2 separate regions of the Homo sapiens genome follow, and region 1 is linked to region 2. Evidence: read pairs that join two places in POLR2A ChIA-PET (ENCODE). Cell type or tissue: MCF 10A. All regions are shown on one strand. Links, peaks and the distances in the headings refer to the core of each region. The heading gives the core; the rest is flanking DNA. Region 1 has its middle 63 kb from the start of PRSS12. Region 2 holds the start of PRSS12 (serine protease 12).

The links. Peaks named below come from ENCODE experiments on the same cell type or tissue, not always from the same donor. Only the 100,000 strongest peaks of a DNase experiment are listed, where the experiment ranks them.
Region 1: POLR2A ChIA-PET joins it to region 2 with 19 read pairs; 4 of 35 experiments call an interaction of 5 or more read pairs at or near these places.

Annotation. Positions count from the first base shown.
Region 1 is chr4:118,407,536-118,424,352 of GRCh38, forward strand. No RefSeq gene overlaps it. Among named protein-coding and RNA genes, the nearest start is that of PRSS12, 63 kb to the left of the region's middle. In MCF 10A, for the core only: no CTCF peak of the experiment used is centred there; a DNase peak (open chromatin) is centred at 10,026.
Region 2 is chr4:118,343,625-118,360,441 of GRCh38, forward strand. It overlaps PRSS12 (serine protease 12), which reads right to left and starts at 9,379. Exons shown (of 13, transcript NM_003619.4): 1 at 8,595-9,379. The coding sequence starts at 9,096. RefSeq lists an enhancer at 9,124-9,969 and silencers at 9,236-9,315, 9,346-9,605. In MCF 10A, for the core only: a CTCF peak has its summit at 9,452 (motif pointing left); a DNase peak (open chromatin) is centred at 9,397.

The sequences.
Region 1 (16,817 bases), core at 5,215-13,214, 64 kb after region 2:
ACGTAATCCAGTATATAAACGGAACCAAAGACAAAAACCACATGATTATCTCAATAGATGCAGAAAAGGTCTTTGACAAAATTCAACAGCCCTTCATGCTAAAAACTCTCAGTAAGTTAGGTATTGAAGGAACATATTTCAAAATAATAAGAGCTATTTATTACAGTCCCACAGCCAATATCATACTGAATGGGCAAAAACTGGAAGCATTCCCTTTGAAAGCTGGTACAAGACAGGGATGCCCTCTCTCACCACTCCTATTCAACATAGTGTTGGAAGTTCTGGCCAGGGAAATCAGGCAGAAGAAAGAAATAAAGGGTATTCAATTAGGAAAAGAGGAAGTCAAATTGTCCCTGTTTGCAGATGACATGATTGTATATCTAGAAAACCCCATCATCTCAGCCCAAAATCTCCTTAAGCTGATAAGCAATTTCAGCAAAGTCTCAGGATACAAAATCAATGTGCAAAAATCACAAGCATTCTTATACACCAATAACAGACAAACTGAGAGCCAAATCATGAGTGAACTCCCATTCACAATTGCTTCAAAGAGAATAAAATACCTAGGAATCCAACTTACAAGGGATGTGAAGGACCTCTTCAAGGAGAACTACAAACTACTGCTCAATGAAATAAAAGAGGATACAAACAAATGGAAGAATATTCCATGCTCGTGGGTAGGAAGAATCAATATCGTGAAAATGGCCATACTGCCCAAGGTAATTTATAGATTCAATGCCATCCCCACCAAGCTACCAATGACTTTCTTCACAGAATTGGAAAAAACTACTTTAAAGTTCACATGGAACCAAAAAAGAGCCCGCATCACCAAGTCAATCCTAAGCCAAAAGAACAAAGCTGGAGGCATCACACTATCTGACTTCAAACTATACTACAAGGCTACAGTAACCAAAACAGCATGGTACTGGTACCAAAACAGAGATATAGACCAATGGAACAGAACAGAGCCCTCAGAAATAATGCCACATATCTACAACTATCTGATCTTTGACAAACCTGACAAAAACAAGCAATGGGGAAAGGATTCCCTATTTAATAAATGGTGCTGGGAAAATTGGCTAGCCATATGTAGAAAGCTGAAACTGGATCCCTTCCTTACACCTTATACAAAAATTAATTCAAGATGGATTAAAGACTTACATGTTAGACCTAAAACCATAAAAACCCTAGAAGAAAACCTAGGCAATACCATTCAGGACACAGGCATGGGCAAGCACTTCATGTCTAAAACACCAAAAGCAATGGCAACAAAAGCCAAAATTGACAAATGGGATCTAATTAAACTCAAGAGTTTCTGCACAGCAAAAGAAACCACCATCAGAATGAACAGGCAACCTATAGAATGGGAGAAAATTTTTGCAACCTACTCATCTGACAAAGGGCTAATATCCAGAATCTACAATGAACTCAAACCAATTTACAAGAAAAAAACAAACAACCCCATCAAAAAGTGGGCAAAGGACATGAACAGACACTTCTCAAAAGAAGACATTTATGCAGCCAAAAAAGACATGAAAGAATGCTCATCATCACTGGCCATCAGAGAAATGCAAATCAAAACCACAGTGAGATACCATCTCACACCAGTTAGAATGGCAATCATTAAAAAGTCAGGAAACAACAGGTGCTGGAGAGGATGTGGAGAAATAGGAACACTTTTACACTGTTGGTAGGACTGTAAACTAGTTCAACCATTGTGGAAGTCGGTGTGGCGATTTCTCAGGGATCTAGAACTAGAAATACCATTTGACCCAGCTATCCCATTACTGGGTATATACCCAAAGGATTACAAATCATGCTGCTATAAAGACACATGCACACATGAGTTTATCGCGGCACTATTCACAATAGCAAAGTCTTGGAACCAACCCAAGTGTCCAACAATGATAGACTGGATTAAGAAAATGTTGCACATATACACCATGGAATACTATGCAGCCATAAAAAATGATGAGTTCATGTCCTTTGTCGGGACATGGATGAAGCTGGAAACTATCATTCTCAGCACACTATGGCAAGGAGAAAAAACCAAACACCACATGTTCTCACTCATGGGTGGGAATTGAACAATGAGAACACATGGACACAGGAAGGGGAACATCACACACTGGGGACTGTCGTGGGGTGGGGGGAGGGGGGAGGGATAGCATTAGGAGATATACCTAATGCTAAATGACGAGTTAATGGGTGCAGCACGCCAACATGGCACATGTATACATATGTAATAAACCTGCACGTTGTGCGCATGTACCCTAAAACTTAAAGTATAATAATAATAAAATTTTAAAAATAGCTATGCAGTGATTTGTGGTATATTGCTTGCATAACAATGAATAATAGGGAACATTTTACTGATAAATAAAAGGTTTTGTCAGTGAGTACATGCAATGAAATAATACCAGAAGAAAAAAACCTGATACTTTTTAAACTACTGCCTGACAGATTACATGAAACTAAATAAAAAACAAGCTTTTGTCAGGTTATTTGTGTTTTCCAGATTTACAGAGCCATTCTCTTTGAATATTAAATAACCATGGTTTTAAATTTCTACTCCTCTCCTAGACTGATTGCTGGAGGCAAATTAATTTCAGATTAATTTCCAACACTTCTGAGGGAGGAAAATACCTAAAGCAAGAATTTGTATTAATCACGTATCCATCTGTCTTCTACATAAGGCCATTCAAATCCTCCCAGAATCTGTTTTAAAACCAGTGCTTCCTTTTGTTGAGAACATTACTTAAATATTCCTCCCCAAATTAGGACACACATGCATTATCTGTGAGTCATACCGCTCTCAAATACACAGATTTCAGATTCCATCGTCATTATGAGTCCATACAATGCCCCTGTTTTATTTCATTATTCTTTCCCCTTTGTCCTATTCATTCTCATATACATCATCTTTCCCATCAGAGATATACACATTAATATATCCAATATGTTTCCTTAGGCATCTGAAAATACAGCCCTGAGATACAACATATGGTTGTTTTCTGTGTATATGTGTATTTTGAATATATAAAAATTGTTTTGTTCTATAGAATTAATTCCATATTTCCAAGATCCATCTACATTCCTACATATAAAAATGGTTAACTACTTCTTCCTGTATTTTATCCCATTGTGTGTACATGCTATGTATTCTGAGTAGCCATTTCCCTAGGGATGGACATGAAGCTGCCTCTAACTTCTTGCTAACACTAATAATGATAGGATACCACACTCCAAAATATCCCCTTAAGGATTTGTACACAATATAAACCCAGGTGAGGGAATGATAAGTATACAAATTATATGAATAATTAATTTCACTAGGTATTGTGAGTTACACTCCCATCAATAGTGCATGAGTTTTCTGATTTCTTGACATCCTAGCCAGCACTTAGTATTAGCTGACTTTGTAATTTTTAGCGATTCTTTGTTGACTTAATTTGAATTTCTCTGATTACAAGTGAAGTTGAACATCTCTTCATATACATTTTGGCTATTTAGAATTCCCTTCCCATGAATTGTCTATTTTAGTCCTTGTTCAATTTTTGAGTTTCCTTGTAGATTTTAGTAGTTCCTTATATGGTCTAAATGTTAATCACTTTTTAGTGTTACACTTTAAAAATATCTCCTGCTAATGTGTCTGCAACCAGCCTGTTAAGTTTGTCTATCATATCTTCTTTGTATAGAAATATTCAGTTTTAACATGATCACATCCATCAATTTCCACCACACACCCTTAAGGTTTGTACTTTTTGGGTCTTGTTTAAAAATCCTTTCCCATCCCAAGTTCACAAAGAAAGCTTCATGTATTTCACTCACTTCATAGTGTTGCCTTTCATAGTTAGGTTTATTTTTTTCCTATGTGTTGAGCCACATACTAAATAATGTGTCTTTCCTCTATGAGTTATGATGCTAATTTCTACTATATTCCTCATTCTCATATATAACATAGGCTTGTTTACTGGTTTCCTATTCTGTTATATCATTTTTTTTGTCCATTCCTATACTGGTATCATACTATTTTTATTGCTATGGTTTTATATGTCTTAATATATTCAACTAGACAAGTTCCCTCTCTTTGCTCTTCTTTTTAAAAAATTCATCTTATTTATTTGTGGTCTATTATTATTCTATGCACATTTTATAAGCTAATTAATTGCCTAGTTCTTCACAAAATCCTCATGAAATTTTCATTAAAATTGCATTGAATTTATAGATTTAGGGAGAATGATATTTTTACAGTATTCATTTGTCCCACTCATGAATGTGGTACTTTTTCCTTTTTACCTAGATCTTGTTTTATGTCCTTTAATAGAGCTTGAAAAACTCTGTTTTAAAGGATGGGTTCATTCATTAGTTTATATCCTATATACTTTGTAGTTTTTATTGCTGTTGTGAATGAAATTGCATTTTATACTAATTTCCAGTTGGTCACTGCTGATACGGAAGAATGTTACTGATTTTTATATGGAATTTAAATGAATTAATATACATAAAATATTTATAAAATGTCTTATATATGAATTAAGTAAATACTATATGTGTTCACTATTGTTTTGTTGTCTATCATAAATCTTGCATCTCCACAGCCCTTCTGAGCTCTCATATTAGTTCTAATAGTTTGTCTATCGATTCAATTGGGTCCTCTAGTATAAGATCTAATAATCTGCAAACTGTGAAAGGGTTGGGTCGTCCATTCTATCCAATCCTTATATTTCCCATTTTTTCGGAAGGAAAAAATACTGTGTTGACTGAGAACCCCTCACCATATTCAATGGAAGCCATGCAAGACTCTTTCTTGTCCCTAAAGATGATATGTCACAATTTTTTTTCCTAAGTTTGCTAATAGATATTTATTAAAAGCTTTTGTTAAGGCCAGGAGTGGTGGCTCATGCCTGTAATCCCAGCATTTTGGGAGGCCGAGGTGGGCGGATCACCTGAGGTCAGGAGTTCGAGACCAGCCTGACCAACATTGTGGAACCCCGTCTCAACTGAAAATACAAAAATTAGCCAAGAGTGGTGGCGGGTGCCTGTAGTTGCAGCTACTCTGGTGGCTGAGGCAGGAGAATCGCTTGAACCCAGGAGGTGGAGGTTGCAGTGAGCTGAGATCGCACCACTGTGCTCCAGCCTGGGCGACAGTGCGAGACTCCATCTCAAAAAAAAAAAAAAAAAAAAAAGCTTTTGTCAAATTAAAAAATTATCTTTAATTCATAGTTTTTTCTAACACTTTAAAATATCTCATAATTAGATGTTAAACATTATCAAATGGTCTTTCTCCATATGTTGAGTCATTTCCCCCCCTTTAGTCTACTAATGTGATAAATTATATTAATATCTTTTCTGGTGACGAACCTCCTTACATTTCTGGAATAAAATTTACATTGCCATATTTTATTAAAACATGGTTGAAATAAGCTAATATTTATTTAGAATTTCACATTTTTGCTCAAAAGTGAGCTAATAACTCACTTACGGCTAACAAGTAGCTAATAACTTTCTTTTCTTGTACTGTCCTAATCCAGTGGTTGTCTGAAGATTATAATTAACTTCTTAAAATGAGTTGAGAGTCGAAGACTTAAAATGAGTTGTGCAGCTGTCCTTCACTTTCTTTTTTCTGGAACACTTTGTATAAACTAGACTTAGCTCTTCTGGGAAAGTTTTGAAGAACCCATCTTTAAAACAATCTGATCCTGTAGATTATTTTTTCAATCTTGTTCCAACTGCTTTATAACATATAGAGACTGAAAGTAAAATCTACATGTTTTAGATTCTCTAGCAGTTAGGATTCTGAATGTAATTTAGGTTCTGTTAATAATATTCACTTGTGGGAGATTTTGATTCAAGATGGAATTATGTGGAAACAGGGTACAGTACATTTGGTTTTATAGTATAGATTGTGGCAGTGGCAGTGTGATACTAAAACCAGTACTGCTGGTGGCAAATTCCTGATCATAATAGTGGCTGCAGTTCTCTTAGTTGTTCAGTCCTGCTGGGTTTTGGAGATCATTCTTGGAAACTAAGTCAGAGTCTGTTACTTAAGTCTTTCTAGTACTTCTGTGATATATATACATTTCCTTTTAAAATTTATTTATTTGTTTATTTTCTTTTGAGACAGAGTCTCACTCTGTCGCCCAGGAGTGCAGTGGCACTGATCACAGCTCACTGCCACCTCCGCTCCACGGGCTCAAGCCATCCTCCCACATCAGTCCCCGAGCAGCTGGGCTACAGGCGCACACGAGCACACCTGCCTAACGTTTTGTGTGCATTTTTTGTAGAGGTGGGGTTTTGCCATGTTGCCCAGGTGGGTTTCAAACTCTTGAGCTCAAATGATCTGCTCTCTTAGGCCTCCCAAAACGCTGGAATTATAGGTATGAGCCACCATGCTGGGCCTCATACATTTCTTAATAAAGTATTTTCAGATTATAATAGCTAGAGTGGATTTGCTTAACTAGAATAAAGAACTTTGACCATAACAAACATTACCTGCACCAGAGGCCTGATGGGTGATTAGAAATCAATTTCATAGCTAACAGGCAATTCAAGTTTTCTACTTTCCAGGCAAATTATTCCTGGAAATTTGTTTCTTTTTTCATTGAAGTTTTTCAATATTATTGCTATATAGTTCATTATTATTTCTGAAATCACTACTATTTCTATAGGTGATTCTCTTTTGGGGGTTGAATTTTAATTTCTTAGTCTCTTATATTCTTTGTATTAATCAGGATGAGAGAGAGAGAGAGAGAGAGAGAGAGAAAGACAGAGAGAGAGAGAGTTTTTTTGCTTTATGTAGGCCCCAAGCTGATTGGATGGTGCCTGTCCACATTGAGGGCAGAACTTTCTTGCTTGGTCCCTGACTCACATGCCAGTATCCTCTGGAAACATCTGAGAGGAGACACACCAGAGGTAACACTTTACCAGTATTCTAAGTATTCCTTAATCCAGTCAAGCTGACACCTAAAATTAACCATCACAATTTGTTTGATCAACTTTGTCAGATACGTGTACATTTAAAAAATCTCTTCAAAGAAATAGGGTTTTGATTGTTAAATTATCTCTACTAATTTTTTCTTTACCATTTTATTGATTTTCTCTTACTTGTATAATCTTGTCTCATCTTGTTTCTATATATTTATTCCTTTGTTTCCTTTTCTAGCTCTTTGAGCTTTATATTTGCTTTATTTTTCTCAATCTTTCTTGTTTTTTGATAAATGTATTCATTCAGCCTAAAGAATTTTTTAATTTCCCCCTTTTAATCCAAGGGATGTTAATTACTTTCAATTCCTAGAGTTATGAGATTTTAAAAAATCCATCTTTTTAGTGTTTATTCTTTTCTTTTTTCGCGACAGAGTTTTGCTCTTGTCACCCAGGCTGGAATGCAATGGCACGATGTTGGCTCTCTACAACTTCTGCCTCCCGGGTTCAAGCGATTCTCCTGCCTCAGCCTCCTGAGTAGCTGAGATTACAGGCATGCAACACCACGCCCAGCTAATTCTTGTATTTTTAGTAGAGACGAGGTTTCACCATGTTGGCCAGGCTGATCTCAAACTCCTGACCTCAAGTGATCCACCTGCCTCGGCCTCCCAAAGTCCTGGTATTACAGGCGTGAGCCACTGTGCCCGGCTTTAGTGTTTATTCTTAATTAAATCCTATAATGATGAAATAACATAATCTCCATTTCATGAATTCTTTGAAATATATGAAGTTTCCTTTATGACTTCATTCATGGTGATTTTTGTGGCTGTTCCATATGTGTTTTGAAAAATATGTATTCTCTGTTAAGATTCTATATCTTCCTTTATTAATTTTAGTTTATTAATCAGATCATGTTATATAGTTTTGATTATATTTTTTGGTAGGCTTATTCCTTCAGTATTTAAGAGGGGTGGGTTAAAATCATTAACTTTAATTGACTTGTTGGATTCTTCCCATAGTTTTGTCCGCTGCCTCCTCTTATCACTCAGCAGTGGTATACTAAAGGATGGCATAATCTCTATTAGTCTCTTCAAGCCATTCCCAACATGTTATTCTTTGATATGGATTTTTTTTCAATCTTAATATAAAAAATTTATTGCTATGTTTCAGATTTCACAAAGCAACTAGGCTTTAAGACATTACTACATGTGAAATTTCCATGTAGTATTAAAAAGAAACCAGGGACCAGGTGCGGTAGCTCACGCCTGTAATCCTAGCACTTTGGGAGGCCGAGGCAGGCAGATCACCTGAGGTCAGGAGTTTGAGACCAGCCTGACCAACACGGTGAAAAGCCGTCTCTGCTAAAAATACAAAATTAGCTGAGTGTGGTGGCACATGCCTGTAATTCCCGCTACTCGGGAGGCTGAGGCAGAAGAATTGCTCAAACTTGGGAGGCAGAGGTTGCAGGGAGCCAAGATTGCGCCACTGCACTCTAGCCTGGGCATTAAGAACAAAATTCTGTCTCAAAAAAAAAGAAAGAAAGAAAAAAGAAACCAGGCACTCTCTAGACAAGCATTACTGAGCTGAGTAAGACCTCTTCTCTTATTCTAAAAACAGCAGCCCAAGATGCCATTAACTACCCTTTTGCACATCTTCCTTTTGATGATATAAGCATATTAGCAACAAACAATTATCTGAAATGAATATCAAAGTTTTAAAGGCATAAATCCCTTTCCAAATATATACTCTGTTTGCGACCAAATTTTCTTCATAATATTTCTACCAAAACATGAATAAATGCAAAATGCGAAACAACATGAATAAATGCACAGCAGAATGAATGCAGAAAAAGATGTATGAATCCAGCCACCTTTTATTAAGCTAGACATTAAACAGGTTTGAAAAAATGTAAAACAATGTTACTCTTCTTAAAAAAAAGCTATCTTTGGAAAATATAGTTTTTTAAATAAAATATACTGCTTATAACGTAATAGAATATTTACTTATTTTTAAATAAATTAGTAAGTATCTCAGTTTTTATCTTAATGATAGTTTTAATTTCTAATATGGTAAATAATGATTGATATAATCCACATAAACATAAATTAAGCTCTTTGAGGTCCTCAGTTTTTAAGAGGGTAAAGGTATCCTTGACCCAAATGTTTGAGAATCACTGAATTATTTCATTTCCTTTGAATTGCAATTGAGGAATCTCTGATACAGTGTGGTTAGATGACTCGATTCAAGTCAGAAAGCTAGTTCATTTTGATGACTTCAGAATTTTAAAAACCTATTTTATATTTGTAAACAAAAATTTTAATTTTATAAATTAAATTAAATGATTGATTTTGCTGAATTCTATTGCAGTATTATGGCTACTTATAGTAAAGTAATTATAAGGCTCTTTTGACATTTTAAAATCTTTGAAAAAACTCTACATAATGCATCCTATCAAACTATATTTATTGCAAGTCCCAGTTTCTTTGAGAAAGATGGATAGTATCCATTCAGAATCAGAACTATATCTTGGATAAGTTAGCAATCCTTTCTCCAGCTCTATTGCTTTGTTGAGTTCCACAGGGTCTTAAGTAAATGAATGCTAATATCAGAAGGTTTTTTTATTTCAAAATAAGGAATGTGTCTGCAATGCTCTATTTATATAATACATAAAACCATAAATTTTATAACTTTATAAGCTTATAAGGCATATTTCCCGGATTTTCTACTAAAGTTTTGAGGCTATCCTGAGATATTTAGGCATATTTCCCCGATTTTCTACTGAAGTTTTGAGGCTATCCTGAGATATTTAAGTGTCATATTCTAAAAACACAATTTAAAATGATTTGAGACAATTCTTCAGCCTAAATTCCAAGTTTGTCTTTAGATGTAACTGCAACACAATCCCCAAAATTAATTAGTCATATGCACTATAATCCCTCTAGTATCTCCAAGAATTTGGCATCCTTAGTGGCACAAAATTTTTGATGCCATCATGTAATGAGTGTGTTGCTCCACACCAATAGACACAAAAATCATACAGTACTTGCAATAAATAGAAACTGTTTTACATAGCATCTTGGTGAGGTAAGCTTGTATTAAATCCCTTTAACAAAACAAGAAACTAAGCTGTAGAGACCTGTTCAGGCTTGCCTAGGGTAAGTCATAGAATTACTGCTGAAGCTGAGGATACAAATTTACATAGTTTTTGGAGTTTGTGACTACACAATAATGGTATCCTCTTGCAGTTAGAATCAAGATATACTTGAGATATATTTTACTCTACATTATATTTGTGTACCTCAGGTAACATGAGTAAAGGACATGACTTAGCATGAGTTAATTTATTCAGAAACTAGAATTCTCTTACCTTTTTTCCTCTAATTAATTAGCGTGATTACAAATAGTTTCTTTTGAGGACATGTTTAATCTACCAGTAGCTGAATACTCAAAAGGAAATTTGCTTTTTGAAAAAGAAGTGTTCAATATTTAATAAATATTAACTGAGTGACCGCCATGTGCTTGGAGTTTGAGATGTAGGGCTGAACATGACAGGCAAGGTCACTGCTCGATAGCTGTAGCCTCCTGGAAGCACCGGTTTGACTTTTCTAGAAGCGAGGTTCCTGGATAAAGATGAATTTTTAAAAGCTGGAATGAATGAGCAGCAATAGCAGAAGGAGAAAAGTGAGTGAGGGCTCTCCAAGAAGCCATCTGGCAGGCTAAGGGTTCTGAGAGAAGCTCTGGTTTCAGAAGCAACTCAGGAATTACTTCTGTCATATTAGGATGGGATGGTAGGAGATTGGGAACTCTAGGGACTAGAAGTCATTTAATTTCCTGTCTACAATCCTTAGAAGAGGTTTTGAGACTTGCAACCTAGGACCTTAACTAATCATCTTCCCTCAGCATTGATAGAATTCTTTATTATACATGTTAATATCAGATTAGTCAGGATGGGCTAGATTATGCTGTGTTAACAGCCATTCTCTAAATCTCTGTGGCTCAACAGGGAGCTCTGCCTGTCATGGTCACTTGGGACCCAGGCTTTGGGTATAAGGCTACAGCACATGGAAAACGTATGACTGTCTCTCAGATTCTTAAAGTTTCTGCTGGAAGTGACATGTCATTCTGCTCACAGTTCATTGGCTAAATGAGTCACGTGGCTGTCTCTAACTTCAAGGATGGTATGAAATTCCAATCCTACCATGTTTCTAGAAGGAGAACCAGCCCTAATCACAATGCTACATGTTTATAGCTTGCCTCATAGAGTTTACTGTATTCTCCTGGTATAATTTTCTTACATGCTCAACTGGAGAGGAAGCTCTTAAATAGAAAAAAATCACAGTAAATTTCCTTTAAAAGATCTATTTTACAACTCTGGCATGATGGAGCACAATGGAGTCCTTAGTAATGGACTCCATCTCTTCCATCAGATAAAATCTTGATAACTGAAGTTAAAATTTGAATAATGAAACCAAAGGAAAAAAATTAAATGAATTTTAAGACAATTGAGATAAGAACAACTGTGGCGTCAGCATAATTCAATTTAATAATGTATTAAATATTTTGCAGAAAAGTGAAAAGAAATTGATAGCCAAATCAATGCAGCATTAAGCCACCATTTGGTCTAATTTCTTGCTGAATTGACAAAACAAAACACCAGTTTAGTTATATAAACATGGCTGATGTTTATACAAACAACAGAATTTGCCGGTAGCATTATCACTGGAAAATAAGATGTGTGCTTAATTCTTGTATGTTCTGAGCCCATCTAGGAAGAACATAAAAGACGAAGAACAAAGCAATCACAGGATGTTATCATGAAAATATCACCTTTGGCTGGAGTAAAGTTTTGGCTAAATGTGGCACTAGTATTTATTACAGCTCACCTTTTTATAATGAAAGGCTATGGACTGAACATTCTTATTATTTCCCATTTTCTTACCACTCTATCCCAACACACATGCACATGCATGCACACGCGCACACACACTGGCACCCACACCCATGCATGTGGGACACACAGAGCAGCCCAGGCAATTTCAATTGTTGGGAGCTTTGCTTTTATTAGGTATTAGTCTACGGACTTGCTTTCTCTTTAGAGAGACTAAGTGAAACCAAACTCATTTCCACCCAGTTAGCCTGCTGGAACCTGTAACAGTTACTGTAATGTTAAAAGCAGTAAAACAAAATAAAAACCAGTCAGTTCACTTACTCCTGAAGTCCGCAGTTTGGTGTTCAGCTTTAAAACATATGCTCTGGGTGTCCTGTGGTGGCTACCAGAGGCTTTGGTGAGTCATTGTCAACCCAGTGGCTAGAGAAGGGCTGGAATGCCCCTCTTAAATACAGAGCCACGTTTGTCCTTCAGAATGGCTGCTCGAACGAATTTATTGCTCAACTCGAAAGGCCGTTTTTTATAACCCACTGCAGTTGTGCTTCATGGGTTTCTCCACCTATCCTGTAAAGTGTATTGGGAAATTAATTTTGTAGATTTCCTCACACTGCAGTGACTAGGGAAATCACCCATTCGTTATTATCTAATGAGGAAAAAGTGGAAACATCTAGAAGCACTGCTCCCATCCTCCTCCCCAGCCCACACAGACACCTACCTCAGGCCCTCCCTGTCCCAGGTGAGCAGAGGGCCCCACCTTCGGAGGTTGCCTCCCTTCCACCTTCACCAATCCTATGACCAGATTATCCCCAAGGAAATGTCAATTTCCAGGCAGCAAGGGAATCATATAAAGATAAGATCATTGAGAGATTTTTTTCCTCCGTGATTGGCAGTTTATATTTTCTTGGGTCTACAAATCTGACAGCATTTATTAAATTTTCTAGTTTGATACTGACCTCTGTCTGATGCTGGGCTGTCACCATGCCCAAGACTGAGGGGACCCACAGTCTAGCTAGAAGGCATGGATCAATTCCAACTGTCCTACCCCTAGCCTGTGGGCAGGAGAAAGCTCTCAGGCTCTGGCACAGGAGTCCCAGGGGCAGGATGCATGATCTTCCACTGTGCCTCCCAGCCATGCTGAGCAGCAAAGCAGACCATGAGCCGGTCTCCCTTAAATTCATTTGCTTGATTTGTCCTTGAGTGTCCTTGGATGGGTTTGTTCCCTCCTTGTCCAGTATGTCTTGGTCATCCTGATTCCTGGGCTTGGCTCCCAGGTTGATTCTTTCCCTGACACAAAACAGGCACTATGGGCAAAGACACCTGCAGCCTTGGAGAGACCAGAGATGCTGGATGTTTCCTGTTAGCACTCAGGAAAGCTCAGAGCCTTTGATGAGCATCTTTTGATCCATTAGTTAAAACCACGCTGGGTTCTTTATAGTGGTTAGTTAGCTCTGGGCTATGGGATTGTGGAAGACATTCATTTCTTCTTTGGATTCACCTGGATTTTCTGCAACGGACATGTATCGATAAAATACATGGTGCTTTTCAGAAATTGCCCCATCATCATGTTGCTGTTGTTGTTATTGATATTGTTGTTTCTGATGGATAGAGATCTAGGCCTGACACTCCAAGCAGTGTGAACAGCATTTACCTTGATAAGCATTCTTACATCTTAACCCTCGGGAATTTTAAATAGAAGTGTTCTGTGTGATTAAATTAACAGGTTTAGAGATGGGTGTCCTGGTTATTTCCTTTGTTCTCCTCCTGGTAGCTGCCTGCACTCACAGCATGTTGGGAATGGTGATTATAAATGTAACCATGCTCTCTTCTTGTAACTGGAGAGCCCAGGTACCTCTTATCCAGCATGTGACCCTCTTTCTACCTCAGGATAGTCATACTCTTAGGCTTCCTGGATTTATTCAGGGCCAAAGGAGTGGTCAAGGTCCTTTTTGTTTTGCCCTATTCCCTTTGGAAAACATTTAGTTTATGCCCATGTTACAGATTGCAAAATACAGGCACATATTCTCTCTAATGTGGTCTGCATGTCCCTTTGCAAGGACATGCAATGTGACTTCACTACTCCTTTCATCAAGAAAAGGAGCCTCTTGGCCGGGCACGGTGGCTCACGCCTGTAATCCCAGCACTTTGAGAGGCCAAGGCCGGCGGATCACGAGGTCAGGAGTTGGAGACTATCCTGGCTAACACAGTGAAACACAGTCTCTACTAAAAAATACAAAAAAAAAAAAAATTAGCAGGGCGTGGTGGCAGGTGCCTGTAGTCTCAGCTACTTGGGAGCCTGAGGCAGGAGAATGGCGTGAACCCAGGAGGCAGAGCTTGCAGTGAGCCTAGATCGCGCCACTGCACTCCAGCCTGGGCAACAGAGCGAGATTCTGACTCAAACAAAAAAAAAAAAAGAAAAGAAAAGGAGCCTCTTTACCCTAATCTGGGCAAGCCTTGCAACCTGATTTGCCAAAAAAAATATGAAAGAAGCAATGTGATGTGATTTTCCAGGCTAGAATGTAAGAAGCCTTGGAGCTTCTGCTTTTACTGTCTTCAGATGCTGCCTGAAACCACTGTAAGAAGCTCTAACCTACTGGAGGATAAGGGGTGAGCCCAAGAGCATCAAGGCTCCCATCAACAGCCAGTCCTGTGAGTGAGGCCATCTTGGACCTGCCAGCTCAGTAAACCCTTTTGCTGAACACAGCCCAAGGAAGGAACCCTTGCAAAATGAAATCATGTGGTCAGTTTGCGGGGTGGTTATTACACAGCAGTAGATGATTGAAAAGGCCCAGTGTCTTCCTGGGGACTGAAACACCCACCTCCTGTTCATGTTGATACACGGTGAGCAGAATATGGATGTGGGAGTGGTGTTGGTTGCAGGTGAGGTAGAGAAGCAGTAAACAGAACACGAAGACCTGATGTTCCAGGGTCGGGAGTTTAGACTTGATCCTAACAGCGGCCATAGGCAGATTTAGGCAAGAGAGTAACGTGGTCAGATTTTCATTTTAGAAAGTTACTTTGACATCCATGTGGAGAATGAACTTGAAGGTCACAAGGCTGATGGAGCCAGGAAGACCATTTGGGAAGTGATTGTAGTAATCTACTTAAGAGTTCATTACGAGCTGGGGAATGGGGAGGTGTTAGAGAAGAGAAAATGGATTTGAAGAGCTGAGGGATGTTAAAAAGGCAAAACTGGGCCAGGGATGGTGGCTCACGCCTGTAATCCCAGCACTTTGGGAGGCCAAGGTGGGCAGATCATGAGGTCAAGAGATTGAGATCATCTGGGCCAATATGGTGAAATCCCCTCTCTACTAAAAATACAAAAATTATCTGGATGTAGTGGCACACACCTGAAATCCCAGCTACTTGGGAAGCTGAGGCAGGAGAATCGCTTGAACCCAGGCAGCAGAGGTTGCAGTAAGCTGAGATTGCACCACCGCACACCAGCCTGGTGACAGAGCAAGACTCCGTCTAAAAAAAAAAAAAAAAAAAAAAAAAAAAGGAAAATTGTTGGGACTTGTAATTAATTGGGTGAGGAAACTGAGTGGCAAATGGTCTCAGCTCTACACATAGAGAGCCCTGGGGACATAGGGAGAGCACATTTGGAAGGAAAGATGATGATTTTAGTTCTTAAAATTTTGTTTGTGGAGGAGGCATTCAGACAGAGAATTCTGTTGGGAAGTTTTATGTAGAGAACTACATCTAAAGAGGTCAGAAGTGAACTTCAATAAAATTGAGGTGACCAATGATCATCAGTTTTAAAGAGGACATATTTTCTTTTTCTGTTAAAGGGAACACACTTATGAGTCAGAAAGCCAGACTTTTATTTTTTCTCGCCAAAGGTTATTGTACAACCTACAGAAGAGAGTGTAAACACTGGTCTTTAAGATGAATTGTAAAGCTCTAAAGAGAATAAGAAAAATTGTGTTTCATGATTTATGATGGATAACATTTTAGAGTTGATTTCATAAGAGAATTCATTAAGCCAATAGACAACCATGGCATTTTAACTGTAGTGTTTAAGTATCTTTAGCTCTGATTTTTTAATTAGCAGAAGCAAATAAAGAGAGCTTCGTTTTAACCATGAGAAATCTCTCTTCTGTACTTCATGTGACTAAATTTGTCCAGATGCTGCTGTTCAAATAATCACAGCGATTGCCAACATAATGGTTAATTTCCTGAGAAGTAAGTTCATGCTTTGCCTCAGTTTGCTCCCCTGTAAGATCAGACAGCAAAATAAGAATAAAACCGACTAATAGGTATTGATTGCCTCTGGAACAGCTATCAATATAAAGAGCCAGACAAAACACATAATAAAGAATTGTGTTAGTGCCAGAGAGACTTTAGAGATCATTTGCCCATCTCTTTACCTTCTCCCACTTCTTTCTGTCCCTCCACCCCCCCAGCTCTGATACAGACACACGGGATATTAGTAAAGGATAGTATTTGTTGAGAGCCTTTTGCGTGTCAGGCACTGCTTCTAAACGTTGTATAATACCAGCTCATTCAATCTTCAAATCAATGCTATGCAGTAGGTACTCTTCTTCTTTTTTCTTTTTTAATTTTACAGCTGAGGGACTTAGGTATGGAGAGGTTAGGTAACTTGTTCAAGGACACCAAGCCAGTCAGGGTGCCACTGGACCTAAGACAAGGTAACCTGGCTCTGAGACCAACCCCACAGAGAAGTATGTGGATGCTGACAACACTGTAGGAAGTTACAAGGAGCAAAAGAATAGCAGCCTCAGCCCTGAATTCCACTGTAAGCTTCCCTCTAATCTTCCCTGCCTCACTCTCAATCAAATAAAGAGCTGATCAGGAAGCAACTATGCACGGTCTTCCCCTCCACACCTCCAGCCCCAGCTCCCTTCCCCAGACTCAGTGCCTGCCAGCCTGTGCCAGCCCCCAAGATGGCAGTGTGGAGCCATGCACCAGGTCTGCCGCGCACCCAGCAGTCGGCTGTGGGTTCTTTGTATCTGTCAGAGTCCTGGCAGGAAATGGTTTCATTCTC
Region 2 (16,817 bases), core at 4,794-12,793:
CCCAGGCCTGTAATCCCAGCTACTTGGGAGGCTGAGGCAAATGATCGCTTGAGCCCAAGCATTCAAGGTTACGATGAGCTATGACTGTGCCACTATACTCCAGCCTGAGCAACAAAGAAAGACCCTGTGGGGGGAAAAAATGCATGCCTGCCTATTTAGTTAACCCCTCATTAAAATGTACTTATAAAATAGCATTCCTTAATTTAAAGAGAAAGAAAATGCAGTAAAAACAAAGACCCACCCCAATAGTGTTTTCTGAATAAAACTAGTAATAAATATTTTTAAAATCTTTTTTTAAAAAATCACAGTTTGATAAAAGAGTAAAAAAAAACTTCACGTTTTCACACAAATCCTTTCTTGTCTATTATTGAACTTTACAGATGCATAAAATAATTAGTTTTAGTCATTTCTATTGTTCTAGTGGAATAGAAAGAATGCATACTGGCAACATCCAGCTAGTGTTCAGATCCTTGACAAAAAGTACACTTAAAGCTGTGAGTGATACAGAAATTTCAATTTATGACCTATTCAAAAGAATAGAAAAAAACCATTACATGTTGAACAATTTAGTACACATATTTGACATTAAGTTAAATATAATACTATGTCTTATACCAAATGCAACACTATAAAAATATACTAAATGACCATTCTCTATCAATTATAAAATATATTTAAAAAATTACAGTACCTGAAAACAACTGAATTGGGGGACTCTTGGTTGAATTTTTCAAGTACAGTAGGGGATGCTAGGTTAATTTTTATGTTATTTTCTTTCTTCACTATATTCTACAGTACTAAGTTATACTATTTTCATCTATAATTATATTTACCTGTTAATTAAACCTGCTATATCTTTGCTAAATAGTATATTTTATTCAAGTCATCCCAGGTCAAAATGAATCAAATCATTTTTAACATACAAGGCATTCCCCTGAACCAAGATCCAACTGAGCTATATTTGCCTCCATTAGTTCACATCTATAATTCATACTAATTGTTCATTTATTATTCATGTATACAACAACTTAAATGCTGAGAAAAAAAATCAGTTGGTATAGTTCAAAATGAGAGTGCATCCCCTAAGTTAGCAATTCTACCCATTTACAGTGTGCTGATTAGAAATTTATAAATCTTATAAATTATTCCTTAGTTTAAAACATTATATGATATCAAACAAAAAAAGATGACTCTGTCCATGGTTAAGCTATAGTAGGCTAACAATACATGCATATAACCTCAACAGAAGCTTTCACAAATTGTGTGTCCCCAGACCATCTACACATAAACAAATGGTATGGGTATTACCATTTTATTGCATAGCAGTGAGTGATGAAATTGAAACCAAACAATAATCTTCTTGTCTCCCAGATCATGCACCACAGGGAAGGTAATGAAAATGCTTATTATTCTTCTGACACCTCACCCAGAAAATGGCTGTCCTCAACCAGAGGACAAAGGTGAATTTCTGATTCATCTTTATAAATGCTGCACCTAGTGTGAATGCAGTAAATGTTTAAGGAATAAATGAAACCTATCCTTACCCTGTTAGAAGAACCAGCATTACACTTTGTATCCCCTCTGCTGATCCTAATAAAAAGTACTGAGGCTAAATGTGCATGTGTGGCTTGTAGGGGGGTAAATATCATTGCTTTAGTGTTTTGCATACAATAATTTTTTTATTAATATTGTTGCACTGATTTGTAAGAAGGAGGAGGAGGGGAAGAGGAGACTGCCCTGGAAAAGGAAGATGCTAAAGGGGCAAAAATAAACACTTCTTTAGTTTCTAATGACAACAGACCAACCATGTAAACATCAGTCTAAATCAATTGTTCATATAATGCCTATTTACTATGCAGCTAAGGAGAGAGGCTTCAAAGGACTGCTTTCTTTAAAATTTAATTCAGGGGGAAAAAACCTTCAAAATTAGAATTAAATCATATAATCATGTTTACTTAATAAATGAACTAACTTCAGCATTCTCATCAATTATGGAATTATTCATTTCAGATATAAATGCGTCATAATATTTGCCTGCAAATAGCATCTTAAGACAAGGAAATATGCTTTGTCAACCAAACCAGAGTCTAAATGTTATTCATCCAGATATGACTAAAAAAAAATGAATGTAACATTTTACAGCACTTTATAAATTACTTACTGTTATTTTTTAATTGCATTAAGTTTCCCAAATATAAGGACAAGTCCCAACCATACTCCTTAGCAAACCCTTTTGGTTCTGATCAACAACTACCTTGTTTCCTCCTTGCCAGTTGAATCCCCAGATGATTCAGAGGTTAAGCTAACTAATCTATGTAATCATGGTAATTGTACATTTCTTTCCAAAGAGTGTCAGGAAGGAACATGTGATCCAGTCTGGGCAAATGAAATGTGGAAGTCTGTGGGGGAAATTCCAGAAAGGTTTCCTTGTTTCAAAAGGACATTCCTGCAGAGGGGCTCTCTTCCTTCTGCAGATTGTTCTATCTCTAAGTGAAGCCTGGAATAACCACCAGCCTAAGAATAAAGGCCACGCTTCTGAAGAGGATAGAGGAGCCAAGAAAGTAGCAGAGGAACAGAAGTGTACCATGCTGGAGTCTGCCCATCACATGGACTTCTTGTAATAGGAACAATAAGCCTCCTTATTGTTTCCGTTTTCTATTCTTTGCTATCAAAACCACCCAAATTGATTCAAGACACATCCACACCCAAATTCATAATTATCATGTTTTCTTCCAAATCTTCCAAAAGCATCTTTATTTTCACAGTCATAATGTATTATATATAAATTTCATACCCTTCTTTCCCCTAAACACTATCGTAAACACTTTCCTATTTATATATATATATATATAATATTTACAATAATTATTTTAGTATCTGCATAATATCCATCAAATGCAGGTACCTGTGAGTAGTACCTTATTACTGGATATTTCATTTTCCCTTCAGTTATAAACCAAATTACTTTTACATAGGTTATCTTATCACAGGGGGCCCCAACCCCCAGGCTGCCCAGCAGGAGGTGACCAGGAGGTGAGCAAGTGAAGCTTTATCTGTATTTACAGCCACTCCCCATCGCTCACATTACCACCTGAGCTCTGCCTCCTAAGCTCTGCCTCCTATCAGATCAGCAGCAGCATTAGATTCTCCTAGGAGCTCGAACTCCATTGCGAACTGTGCATGCAAGGAATCTAGGTTGCATGCTCCTTATGAGAATCTAATGCCTGATGAAACCATCCCCCAGGTCCACGGAAAAACTGCCTTCCACAGAACTGGTCCCTGGTGCCAAAAAGGTTGGGGACTGGTGTCTTAACACATAGGCGCACACATGCGTGTGCATGCATGCACACATGCACACACACACACACAGACAGTGACCACATAAGTAAATATACACCCCTGGACAATAGCTCATAAAAGGCAATAGTAACGGGATATCTTATTGTCTTCTCTAAAAAAAAAAAAATATGCACACTAGTTAAGAAATCAGATAATGCCCCCAAATCTAAGTATTTGACATCTGCCTTAGTCTGAAAAGCAGATTGAGCTCAATATTTAAAATCAACCAGGAAATGTATCAAATCTGGTATTGCTAATAAATGTTTTTCAGCACCTGCTACATAGAACCAAGATGTAGCCCTTAAAAGTGGCGGGGGACAGCTTTCAGCTAACTTTTTAATTAACACTCACTACAAACAACAGATGGAATTCAATGAGTACAGCCTGTAAACAATAGTACTTGGTCCACATGTCCTCTATCTCTATTTCAATCAAGAGATTTTGGGTGGGTAGGTGCACATGAACAGAGGAGCATGACAAGACAAAAAGTCAGATCTCTTGACTCATCCTCTCCTCCAGAATCTCAATGATTAAAACTTTCTCATTTATTTAATGTTTTACCTCTCAATCATCAGCCACCTATGGTTGGCTTGTAAAAAAGGGAGGCTCTCAGCACAGTGTCAAGCAAGTTGCCCCATCTGCTATGCCAACCAGAGACTAGAAAAGTGACTGCCCCTCCTAGGCAGGAAACACTAAGTTATTGCAATCTATCGTGTTTTGTTGTGTTTGTTTTGCTTGTTTTAGAGACAGGGTCTCCCTCCGTTGCCCAGAATGGGGTGCAGTGTCATGACTATAGCTCACTGCAGCCTCTATCTCCTGGCCTCAAGTGATCCCCTTGCCCCAGCCTCCTAAAGTGCTGCGATTTCAGGCATGAGCCACCATGCTGGGTCACAAGCTATTGTTGGGGGAAATCAGTTGCCTGTTAATTCTTCCTGTAGAAATGCAAAAATAACCTAGCTCACATTCAATTAATAACCATATTCTGGGCAGCCATGGTAGCTCATGCCTGTAATTCCAGTACTCTGGGAGGCCAAGGCGGGAGAATCACTTGAGCCCAGGAGTTGGAGACCAGCCTGGGCAACATGGCAAAACTCCATCTCTACAAACAATACAAAAAATAATAATAATAAATTAGCTGGACTGTAGTCCCAGCTACTTCAGAGGCCAAGGTGGGAGAATTGCTTGATCCTGAGAGGCAGAGGTTGCAGTGAGCTGAGATGGCACAAATGCATTTTGTCTCAAAAAATAAAAATAAAATAACCATATTCCAGTGAACTAGGTTATTACTATCTTACACTGGTCAAATAAAAAACCAGAAGTGTCATTTCTAAAATTACACAAAAAGTTAACATTGGCATGCCTTACACCTGCTCCTAAAGCCTAACAGGGTTAAGTCACAGAATGGTGGGCTCAGTTAGTCTATATCATCACCTACCACTATACATTTTAGGTGGGTTCTAATGCCCTTCCATGTGTTCTGCCTGACTGTGACAGAGTTTTCAGCATCTAAATCACTTTGACTGCTCAATAGAAATGCATGTTCCATTCCTGATCCAGAACTGAGAATTACTCAGAGCCTGGGCTACAGTCTAGGAATCTGCATTTTAACAAGTCCCAAGGTGTTTCTAAATGCTCATAATGAGACCAGCTCCCTGGGCTGATTCAGTGTATTCCCATAGCCAGAATGATTCTTTTTTTTTTTTTTGAGACAGAGTTTCGCTCTTGTTGCCCAGACTGGAGTGCAATAGCGTGAGTTCGGCTCACTACAACCTCTGCCTCCCAGGTTCAAGCGATTCTCCTGCTTCAGCCTCCCAAGTAGCTGGGATTACATGCATGTGCCACCATGCCTGGCTAATTTTGTATTTTTAGTAGAGACAGGGGTTTCTCCACATTGGTCAGCCTGGTCTCGAACTCCCGACCTCAGGTGATCCACCTGCCTCAGCCTCCCAAAGTGCTAGGATTACAAGCGACAGCTACCGCGCCCAGCCCTAGAATGATTCTTTAGTATTAATTTGCAAGTTTCATAAAACCAGGGCCCAGGTATCATGTTTCCTGCTCTCTGACATCTGAGCCACTGGAACATCCACGCCCAGCCCTGGCTCACCTGAGGTCCCCACCCTGCCCCTTCAACTTGGCTTCAATCAACTCTTCACCATGGAGACACCAACTTCCTCATTTTTCTCAATGCAATGAAATATGTGACTCTGGCCAGCAGTGTATTTTTTAAAGGAGGGATCACATTACTGTAAATTGTTATTTTCTTTTGCCCTGGATTTCTTTAAAGAAAAAAATATGTCGGGCATGGTAGCTCTTGCCTGTAATCCCAGCACTTTGGGAGGCTTAGGCAGGAGAATCGTTTGAACCCAGGAGGCAGAGGTTGCAGTGCACTGAGATTGCGCCACTGCGCTCCAGCCCGGGTGACAGAGAGAGAACCTATCTCAAAAAAAAAAAAAACAAAGAAAAAGATACCAGATATCTTTTAAGCATAAGAGACTGTAAATCATGTGCATCAGGCCAAACATAATTCCCTTTCTTCCTGTTAGACTAGTCCATAAACTACAAAATGAGGATTACTACACAATGCAGATATTTCTACATGTGTATATGTAAGTAAAGAAATACAGCAAAATCAGCTGTGAAGTAAAAATACACATATCTAACCCTATTTTCTCCTATACTCCTCATAATATGTCTTCACATATTTTCATCAGTAAAATGCAGGAACTCACTCAGAAGGTTGCTACAAGAATGAAATGAGGCCGGGAGCGGTGGCTCACACCTGTAATCCCAGCACTTTGGAAGGCAGAGGCGGGTGGATGGCCTGAGGTCAGGAATTCAAGACCAGCCTGGCCAACATGGTGAAACCCCATCTCTACTAAAAATACAAAAATTAGCCGGGCGTGGTGGCAGGTGCCTGTAATCCCAGTTACTCAAGAGGCTGAGGCAGGAGAATCGCTTGAACCAGGGAGGCGGAGGTTGCAGTGAGCTGAGATTGCACCACTGCACTCCAGCCTGGGTGACAGACGAAGACCCTTGTCAAAAAATAAATAAATAAATAAAAATAAAAGAATGAAATGAGAAAATGCACATAAAATGTTCAGTCCAGCATCCAACACAGAATGAATGCACAGTAAGTCCTAGCTACTATGATCAGGCCAGGTTGTTTTGCGTACATGCTCAGCGCTGCAAAGGTCTTTTAAATTAATTTACTCAAAACTTGCGTTTCTCCTGATGAGGAAACCAAAGCTCTAAGAGTTAAGAGTCTTACCCAACAGTGCACAGCTACTGGCAGAGCCAAAACAGACACCAGTGTTTTCTAAAGCACAATTCAATATTCTTTTCACCACTCCATGATACTTTTGTTCACACCCCTAATTGAAATGTAGGACCAAGAGAGCCGTAACGTTCAGAATATGCCACTCATCTCAAAGCTATAGGTTATGCCCAAGCAGACTGGAGAAGTAAATGATAGAATGAGATTGAGTCTGTGAAAGTAATTCATTATTACACAGTTGATCGTTTTCCTATTTTTTTGTGGTGGTGGGAAGGGCATTTATCTCCCATCTTGAGTGGTTTCTTTTGTTTCTCTTTTGTTCAATCACTTTACTCCAGGAAGTACAAATAACTATTATGCAGTATTTGGGATTTTGTCTGGTGAGAGTTAGCTAGGAACATAAAGGCATTCAAAAGATTTACATTTCTAGTCAACTGAAGAAGGTGAGGTGGCAGGAAATCCAAGGACAAGTTACTCTCCATGTCTGAAACATAAGGCTGAGTTATGTCAGAAAGAGAGCAACAGATCACTATCATTTTTTAACTTTAAATTACTTTTCTTGAGTCTGTGCTTATGTACTTAAAGAGAAGTTGTATATTCTCTCCTACACATTCATTCTCTAATAATTCTCTGCTCTTATCTATTTATAAAACTAAGAATAATATGAAGATGAAAAAAGTCAATGTTTGCTAAACCTAAGATTTTACTATAATCTCTTATGGTGAATAACGAGACAATGCTAGCACTCTTTGTTTGACATCACCTCAAATTTTTTATAGCTACATTGGCATTCTGTTCATGAAACACAAGTAAAGCGATGACTTCATTCCCGAGGATAAAGGATAATTGATCTTAACCTTCCTATCACTTTTCCTTAACTCAAAGCACTAATGCAATTGAAGGTACTGATAAATAAAATTTCTCCAGGAAATGAATGACATTGTGACAGATAACCTCCAAGTTACCTCCAAAAAGTACAAAGTACAATATGATTCAGAATCTCAATTCAGGAAACCCTTGCCCCACAGTGTGAATGGAAAGCTGCCAAAAATATTTTGTTGAAAAGAAATTCAAACTTTGAGGATATTTTTTCTTCCTCAGTTTTTAAACAAAAAAAAAAACCTAATTTCAACAAAATCCCAACAATTCAAAATGAAGCAATGTTCAAAGCTGGATTATTCATTTACATTAAATTTATTAGTGTGATGCTTTTATTACCACAAACCTAAAACATTTTGCCACCTTTATCTCCTGATGTTACCAACTAATCCTGATAAAACATATAAAGCTAAGTAATGGCTCTGGAAAACTGTGTATAACTATATTAAGTTGCTACTTCACCAAGATAGTAGTATTCCCATCTCTTTTCCCTTTCTTTTTTTCCAGTCACTGATGATACTTACCATACTGAGCTGGAGTATGTGAATATGGCTGATTTTGGCCACATAATTTTGCCATACTTTTTAAAACAGAGGTCAACAGCTAAATTAAGGCAAAATTTTACCACATTTTTAAAAATCGGAGTCTAAAGAATGGAGGGAAGGTTATTGATTGCCACGTTAATGTAACATTTCCCTTTCCAGAACAAGTAATTATGCCTCTTTAATGTAAATATGGTAACCCACTCAACGTAAGCTAATCTAGAGAACAGACGCCCAAAGCACACTGTCACCCAATACACGAGCGCACACACACACACAGTGGCCAGAGGACAGAGCAAATTCAGAAACCCAGAGCTCAGCACCTTGCATAGAACTGTCACCCCTGACAACCTTCACACAAGCACACCTGGCTGGCTTAGATTTGCAGCACCAGTATACCTTACTGGTAACCCAGCTGCAGCCCACCATCACAGCCCGCAAACGCAAGCCCACAACCCCACACACCCCGTCACTTTTTCCAAGAGACCTGTACGCCGGCCCCAAGCCTCACTGGCTCCGAGCCCGTCCGGAGTTTCCGCGGCCGCCCCGAGGCCACTAACCGTGTCTGCAGTCGCAGTAGCCCCAGTCCACCTTGCCACGGGCGTCTCCGTAGAAACACCAGGGTCTGCCCGCGCCGTCGGGGCTCCGACAAAAGTTGTGGCGCTGTCCTCGCAGCTGAGCCCAGCTCGCTGGGGGCGACCGCTCCAGGAAGGGTGGCACCTCCGCCCACCGCAGACACGGGGCGCCGAAGTCCGTCACGCTGACCCATGGCTCGCCGGCGGGGCAGCCCCAGGGGTGCGGCCGGGGCGTGTGCCCGGCCTGGAGGGCGTGCGGGCGCTGGGCAGGGAGCGCCCGCGGGGGGCGCGGGAAGCGCGGGAGAGGCGGCGGCGGACGCGTCCTCGGGGGCCGCTGCTGGGTGGGAAGGTAATAGGGGTAGTGCGGACCCGCAGGGGGCGAATGGCGGTGGCTGTGGTGGAGGGAATCATTGAGGACAGAATCAAAGCCGACCACTTCGGGGAGCGCCCCTAACATCAGGGCTAGCACGAAGCGGGCGAGCGTCATGGTGCCAGCGCTGCGGGGTCTGGTCCATGCTCCCCAGCTTCTCGGGCTTGGAGCGGAGAAGAGGAGGGGGCGGGGGCGGGGCTGCCGCGTCCCTCGAATCCCCCAGCCCCCTCCCGCCCCCGCACGCGGACCGCCCTCGCCTCCCCAACCTTGCCTCCCGCCGCTGGTGCCCTGCCGCGCCTCGGCTCCTGTCCCCTGGCGGCGGCCGCGGGTGGGGAAATCTGGAGCTCAGCCGAGCCCCGGCCGGCGGAGAGGACCGGAAAAGAGAAGGCGCGGACGCAGCGGGGAGCGGTTGGGCCTGAGCCCCAGGTAGCGGCGCAGGCACGAGCCCGGGAACTCTGCCCCCTGGGGGCGGGCGCCGGCCGCGCAAGCTGCTCCGGACCTACGCTCGGCCCCTGCCAGGCCCACCGCAGTCCGCCCGCACGGCACTGCCAGCTGCTGGGACCGAGCCCGAGGGTGCCCGCGCGGAGCACGGTCTTGGCTGCCCCTTGCCAGCATGCAGCACCAGCACAGCCCGGCGTTGGCGGCTCCCAAATCTGGCACCGGCCCCTGCCGTCATCTCTCCTCCAACCTCGTCGCCCCGTATCTTGCTTCCTCTGTTTTGAAATCTTTACCAAAGTATGGATGGATTTAGATGCAGCTCTTCCCTGACAACTCCCAGGATAAAAGTTATCAAAACCCACGAGGAATGTTAAAGCCATTTCACTGAACTATACGCTCTTCAAGGACAAGACCACGTTTTATTCAGCTTGATATCACCGTGCTTAACACCGTGCCCCAATAAACATTGGCTGAAATTAAAATCCTGAACCGACTCAGGGAAAGGAGCTTGAGCCTTTCTGCTTCCTGCCTCCCACTTTCCAGCCGGTGCCCTGGACAACACCAGTTGTTTGGTTATTATTGGGATTCAGTGAGGCTCTCTTAATACCAAATTTCCTCTCTAACCAGAGAAGACTTCATCCGTCCCGGTTTCCATCCTATCCAAAAAGTCCACCCCCCTAGCACCTGCCTCGTTTTTTGCAGGGCAAGGGACTTCTGTTAAGCCTATTCATTTGCCTCTCCAGAGACTCTGCCTGCTGACAATTTTGAAGCTTCACTGTTGGCTCGACCTCAGCTTAGTAGGGCCCTTTCAACACTCCTCGCCCCCCTCCCGCAGGCTCCAAAAAACTGTTGGCTTAGAATCTTAAAAAAAAAAAGTTACTGGAGCTGTATGTTTTAGTATTTTGCCTTTCAGTTGTTTCTGACTATGCTACCAAAGTTTGACAAGGAGAAGGAAGCCCGTAAAGAAGGCAACATTTTATTTTCTGGCATGGTCACGTTTCGTTGTGAAAAAGCAATGCTGTCTCATAATATAATGTACCCTGAAGAAAACTTGAACAAAATTCAAATGTTTATTGTTAAAACCTAGGTTTCAATTAGGAACTGAATTAATTCACTACTAGCTTTAAATAAGCCATCTTTAGCCGGGCGAGGTGGCTCACACCTGTAATCCCAGCAGTTTGGGACGCCCAGGCAGGCGGATCACATGAGGCCAGGAGTTCGAGAACAGCGTCGCCAACATGATGAAACCCGCCTTTACTAAAAATACAAAAAGCCGGGGGAGTGTTGGCGCACGCCTGTAATTCCAGCTACTTGGGAGGCTGAGCCAGGAAAATCGCTTGAACCTGGGAGCAGAGGTTGCAGTGAGCCGAGATCGTGCCACTGCACTCCAGCCTGGGCGACAGAGGGAGACGTTGTCTCAAGAAAAAAAAAAAAAATCCATCTTTAATTTTGTGGGTCGTTTTATTGTTTTTTGTTTCACTCCTATTAATGAAATATTTGATTTTACTTTAGAGAGAATTGGGTAAAAGAAATGATGTTAAGAGTCCAGGGATGTATTTGTCAAATCTTTATTCAAGTTGTTTTCATTCCAGTTGTTTTTACCCATTATTTTTTTACTAATACTTTTCTGGCTCCAAAAGCATAGTTAAATCTATACTTGTGGAAGACAATGAAAGATAAAATATATATCTGGAGTAGTCTATTTGTTCATTTTAGTGAGGGTTGGCAGAGCTCATCAATCACAGATTTTTGAAATAATAGGTGACAGTTCTATCAGGGGTCAGCCCTTTTTCTTTCTGACTAGCTTTTCCACCTTAGGCTACACACCTGATGGCCCAGGGAAGGCTCATTTTAGGACTGTGGGGAGGCTGCTTGGACCCTGCTCCCTCCCCTTCCCACATTGACCCCTACAATCATTGCTTCCATGCTTCCTGGGGGTCCAGAAGCAGACCCAATTTCCATGCATCTACATACCTTGCAGACAGGAAAATAATGAGAGAGAAGTGAATAAAACAGAAGACTGTTAGATCTGAGCTCCAGAGAGGAGCATGGCCTCAGGCAGTCTGGCCTCTCCTCCACTTCCCTGTACTCTGAGGCCACTTAACATTTAACAGACTATAAAATTGACATACACAAAGTGGAGTTACCCACAGAAAATTCCACGTCCGGATTTCATCATTTAAGTTTTAAAACATACTTTTCTTAGAAAATATAAGGGCATTTATGTAATTATGATTTGAGGGCCTTGGCTTGGGTTTTGCCTTCTATTTGACAGGAAAAGTGTGTCTTAAATAGCTCTCTTCTTGACATGTTAGTCCCCTCCTCTGCTAATATTTTCTCTTCCTCTCTTCTTTCATTTCTCCTTGCTGCTACCAACATACAGATGTTTAGAATTTCCAATTCCCAGTTCAATCTCTGAAATGCATTTCTCCCTCTTCTACCTGTCACATCACAGCGTGTGTGGAGTTGGGGGGAATTAAGAGTACAGGGATTTACAGGAAGAAATCTTTTCCTTCTACCTCTATTAAGGCGCTACTTAGTCAAAGCTCCCTCCCAGGATTTTCATCACCCTCTAGTATATGCCAAAGGAGAGGGGAGGCAATTCCATCTTGTTACAACTGTAAGAATCTTCGTCATGTGCAGTGGCTTAAGCCTATAATCCCAGCAGCTTGGGAGCCCGAGGTGGGAGGATTGCTTGAGCCCAGGAGTTCAATACCAGCCTGGGAAACATAGTGGGACTCCGTCTCTCTAAAAAAACATTTTTTAACTACAAGGAGGCTGAGGCAGAAGAATTGCTTGAGCTCAGGAGATTGAGGTTGCAGTGAGATGTGATCACGCCACTGCACTCCAGCTTGGATAGCAGAGTGAGACCCTGCCAAAAAAAAAAAAACAAAAACAAAAACAAAAAAAACTCCCACAGCTGATCCTCTGCTTTCCCTTCCTTTCAGCAGCAACAAAGGAACAAGGAAAGGGACAAAAAGAAACAAATGACATCTTGCAGGCACACCTCATCTCAACACTTGGAAGTCCCAGGGAGGCCCCCATAATGGGACTCTGTCACCTCCATCACCTCTGATTTCATCAATCCTCTGTCATTGATTTGGGACCCAAGAATTCAACTCTCCTTTGCCACACAGCCCTGTTCTGGTAGTGCCTAGATCCAGAACAACAACTGGAAACCTAGGGAAGTGAAGGGAAGAGTCTCCCTGCACACACAACGGCAGGGAGGGTGGGTAGTCTTGGGGGTGAGGGTGCGGTACACATACATCTGCATATCTGTGCTTTCCCACGGCAACTGTGTTATACATGAATATTTGGTTTTGTGGTAGTTTAGGGGATCATCTTACTTCACATAAGTGATGGGCTGAATAGCTCTTGTGTAGTTTGATTTGGAAACATAGCCGATATGTATATTATTTTTAGAGAGTTCCAAAAACCAATATACAAAATAACTTTTGGAAAAGGCCCATTTACAATTTAGATAATGCCTGCATTTAGAAAAGCTAAGAACTTTTAAACAGAAGGCTAAGAACAGTATTTACTTTGACAATTCCAATGGCAAAAAAAATTTTCAAAAGAACACTGAGCATTGCTCTTTCACATCAAAGGAAAAAAAGTCAAATAATATGAGGGACTGTCTAGGGACTGTAGGGGACTCAAAATTATAGAACATTGTCCAGCCTATAGAGAGGTGAAAAGAAAATTAGATGACAATATAATATTTTATGTAAAATTCAAAAAAATAAGAGAAACATCCAAAAAATAAATGATGAATTGCCAAATGAATGGCACAATGCTTTGGGGTCAGAAGTCCCTGTTAGTAGGCAGTCTCTGGCAATACAGGGAAAGTCTCCACCTATGCCTTGTATTAGTCACACTCTTCTCTGCTCGCCCCAAACCATGAAGACATCTGAGGGCCAATGATTGCAACAGTAGTACTATAGGAGTCATTTGATCTTGATTTTTCTCATGGTTTAAGGTTGAATTTCATCAACAGAACAAAATGCTTTTTAATTTGGATTGATGTTTAAAATTCACCTAAATGATATAATTCCTATGCAGAAATTAGTTCTACAGACTCATTTTCAGGGTTACCCAAATTATATGTACTAATAGGTAAGGAGTGTGTGTGTGTGTGTGTGTGTGTGCGCCTCACACTCTCTCTATATATAGTTCCTAAACTTGGTTACTTTGGCCTTGGCATCAAACCTGTGCTTGATCTGCACACTAATCAGTAGGGAAATTCAGACGAGTTTCTTTACCTCCTAAGCCCAAGGCTCCTCATCTGTGAAAAAGGGAGAGTGACAGTACTTGCATGCTAGATCTCTGTGAGGGGTAGTTGAGATAATGCATGTAAACTGTTGAACAGAGTACTCCATATTGTACGGTGGAATAGCATCAGTAACTGCCATTGAATTCTTAACCCCTCAAACTAAGTCACCCAGTGAAAATCTACATCAGTGATGCAGGAAATTTGCCTAGATTTTCCCTCCCCATCATGCTCTGCCTCTTACTGCACCTCAGCAATTTCCGCTTTAAGATTGATGGCAGTCATGAGGCTGCTGTAGCTCTGCTCACTTGAGCGCTTGTTCTCTTTGTATGTTCTCTCTCTTCCTCTCCACAAGTTTTGTCCCTGAAAGCCAATGAAACACTAAGTATCTCAAATTAAAACACTTCTCCAGAGGAGTTTGCCTAAGTATAACGAGTGGTTTTCAAATCCCTCAGCCTTCTAGTTGCAAGTGGGCTGTGATCACAGAGGAAAAGAGTAAACAGATTGAAAGAAACACAGCACCAGAACTGCTTGCCAATGATCTGGGAATCACAGAATCTTAGTGTGGAAAAGGGCTTAAAGCTCCAACTTCCTGTCAAATGCAGGAATCCTTCCAGAACTTTCTGACAAATGGACTTCTATCTATTTCTTTCTTTCTTTTTTCTTTCTTTTTTTTTCTTTCTTTTTGAAATGGAGTCTTACTCTGTCACCCAGGCTAGAGTGCAGTGGCACTATCTCAGCTTACTGCAACCTCTGTCTCCCAGGTTCAAGTGATTCTCCTGCCTCAGCCCCTGAGTAGCTGAGATTACAGGCATGCACCACCACACCTGGCTAATTTTTTGTATTTTTAGTAGAGGCAGGGTTTCACCATGTTGGCTGACTGGTCTCGAACTCCTGACCTCAACTAATTCGCCTGTCTTGGCCTCCCAAAGTGCTAGGATTACAGCCGTAAGCCACCATGCCCGGCCCCATCTATTTCTTTAAAACTAATCACGGGAGAAGTTCCTACTTGGGAGCCAGCACACTCTTATCTCTAGAAAATCCAAATTGTTCAGAAAATCTTCCCTTCCATAAAGCCAGAAGTTCCCTACAGGTAGAAACCTACTTTATCTAGCTGTAATTCTGTTTCTATCCTCCTACTGATTTGGGGGAATAGAGGTTATTTGAGTGGGCAGTAACAGTTGTGGAATCCACCCCACCTGGGTTCAAATCCCTGTTAAATTATGTATTAGCTTCTTGGCCTCCAGGGGATGCTAAAGACTCTTTTCTTCCCCATTTCTCTCTATCCTCAAGAAAGAGGAGATGTGTTGACTTGAGGGGGCAGATCCAAGAGCAGTAATTAGTCCACATTACTAGGGTCCATTAGTAGTATTATCATGTGAGGTATAAATAAGTCTGTATATGGCTGGGAGCAGTGGCTCATGCCTGTAATTCCAGCATTTTGGGAGGCCAAGGTAGGAGGATCATCTGTGCCCAGGAATTCAAGACCAGCCCGGGCAACATAACAAGACCCTGTCTCTATAAAAAATAAAAATAAATAAGACTGCATAAGCATAAGTAATCAGTTTCCTATTTTCTCTCCTTTTGCTTATTGTGTTTTTCTTTACTTTATCATTGGAATCATAAGAACCATAAAGCTGAGGTTTGGGTAACAGTTGTAGTAAAAGGTAGGAAAAGGCGCTGTTTAGCTATTTGGCCTAGATACTAGTAAACTGCTTTGGGGTTTGGGGGCAAAATTCCAGTTAATTTTAAAAGCTTGCATTTGGCTAAGCTTGTCCTCTACATATAGATGTCTCCCAGGGAATTCACTGGGAGTGGGGAGGCATGAAGATCGTGTGAGAAGTGTTCAAACCAGAGCAACTCCATCTTGAATAGGGGCTGGTTTCTTGGAGGATGAGACCTGCATTCCCTAGAGGTTAGGCATTCTTAGTCACAGGATGAGATAGGAGGTGAGCAGGACTGGCTCCATAAGATACAGGTCACAAAGACCCAGCTGATAAAACGAGATGTGGTAAAGAAGCCAGTGAAAATCCACCAAAAGCAAGATGGCGATGAAAGCAACCTCTGGTCATCCTGGCTGCTCATTATACGCCAATTATAATGCATTAGCGTGCTAAAAGACACTCCCACCAGTGCCATGATAGTTTGCAACATCCAAAAGTTACCCTGTATAGTCTAAAAAGGGGAGAAACCCTCAGTTTCAGGAACTCCCAACCCCTTTCCCAGAAAACACAGGAATAACCCACCCTTTGTTTAGTGAATAATCAAGGAATACCCATAAGTATACTTAAGCAGCCCATGCTGCTGCTCTGCCTGTGGAATAGCCACCCTGTTATTCCTTTACTTTTCTTAATAAACTTACTTTCACTTTACTCTGTTGGCTCACTCTTGAATTCCTTCCTACATGAAGCCAAGAACTCACATGGCCTCCCAATTTTGGGGTTCACCCTGTGACAACATGATTTCAGGATCCTAGCTTCCCAGTAATCCGTCATTACTGATAACCTCTCAAAATATAGTTTGCCTGTCCATAATATGGAGGTAACAATTCTACTCTACAGGATTAAAAATATTATGTTGGACACTAAGCAAATGACTATCATTTAAGTTTGTGGAAACAATTATCAGGGCTTTTCTGCTTTTTCTAGACTAAATGAACTATTTTTCCTTCTACCATTTCTTATTTTGATGCCTTATGCTGGAACCCCTTCTCTGGTTAAGCCCAAGTGCAACAATATCCTCATTAAACTGTAGCTCATAGAATTAAAAAACAATACTTTAGGTATTATTTGACCACAGCAGATTTCGAGAGAATAAAAATGTTCCCCTTGTTTCAAATATCATACTATGATTATATTAACTTGTTTACAGCCACATAACATTTGGTTCTTATACAATAAGCACAACGTTACTTAAATTCTTGTCAGCCTGAAAATTTTCAACAACCCTGTTCAAACTGTGAAATCTTCCCTAACCAAATTCTGCTCTCAAAATATGTGTTAGCCTGGCACGCTATACACACAGAATTTCACAATCATAATCACATTAATCCAGAGCTGTCTTCATTATAAGCTCTTTAATGGAAATAATTATGCACTCCACAGTGATTGGTCCTTAACTGGCAGCCAAT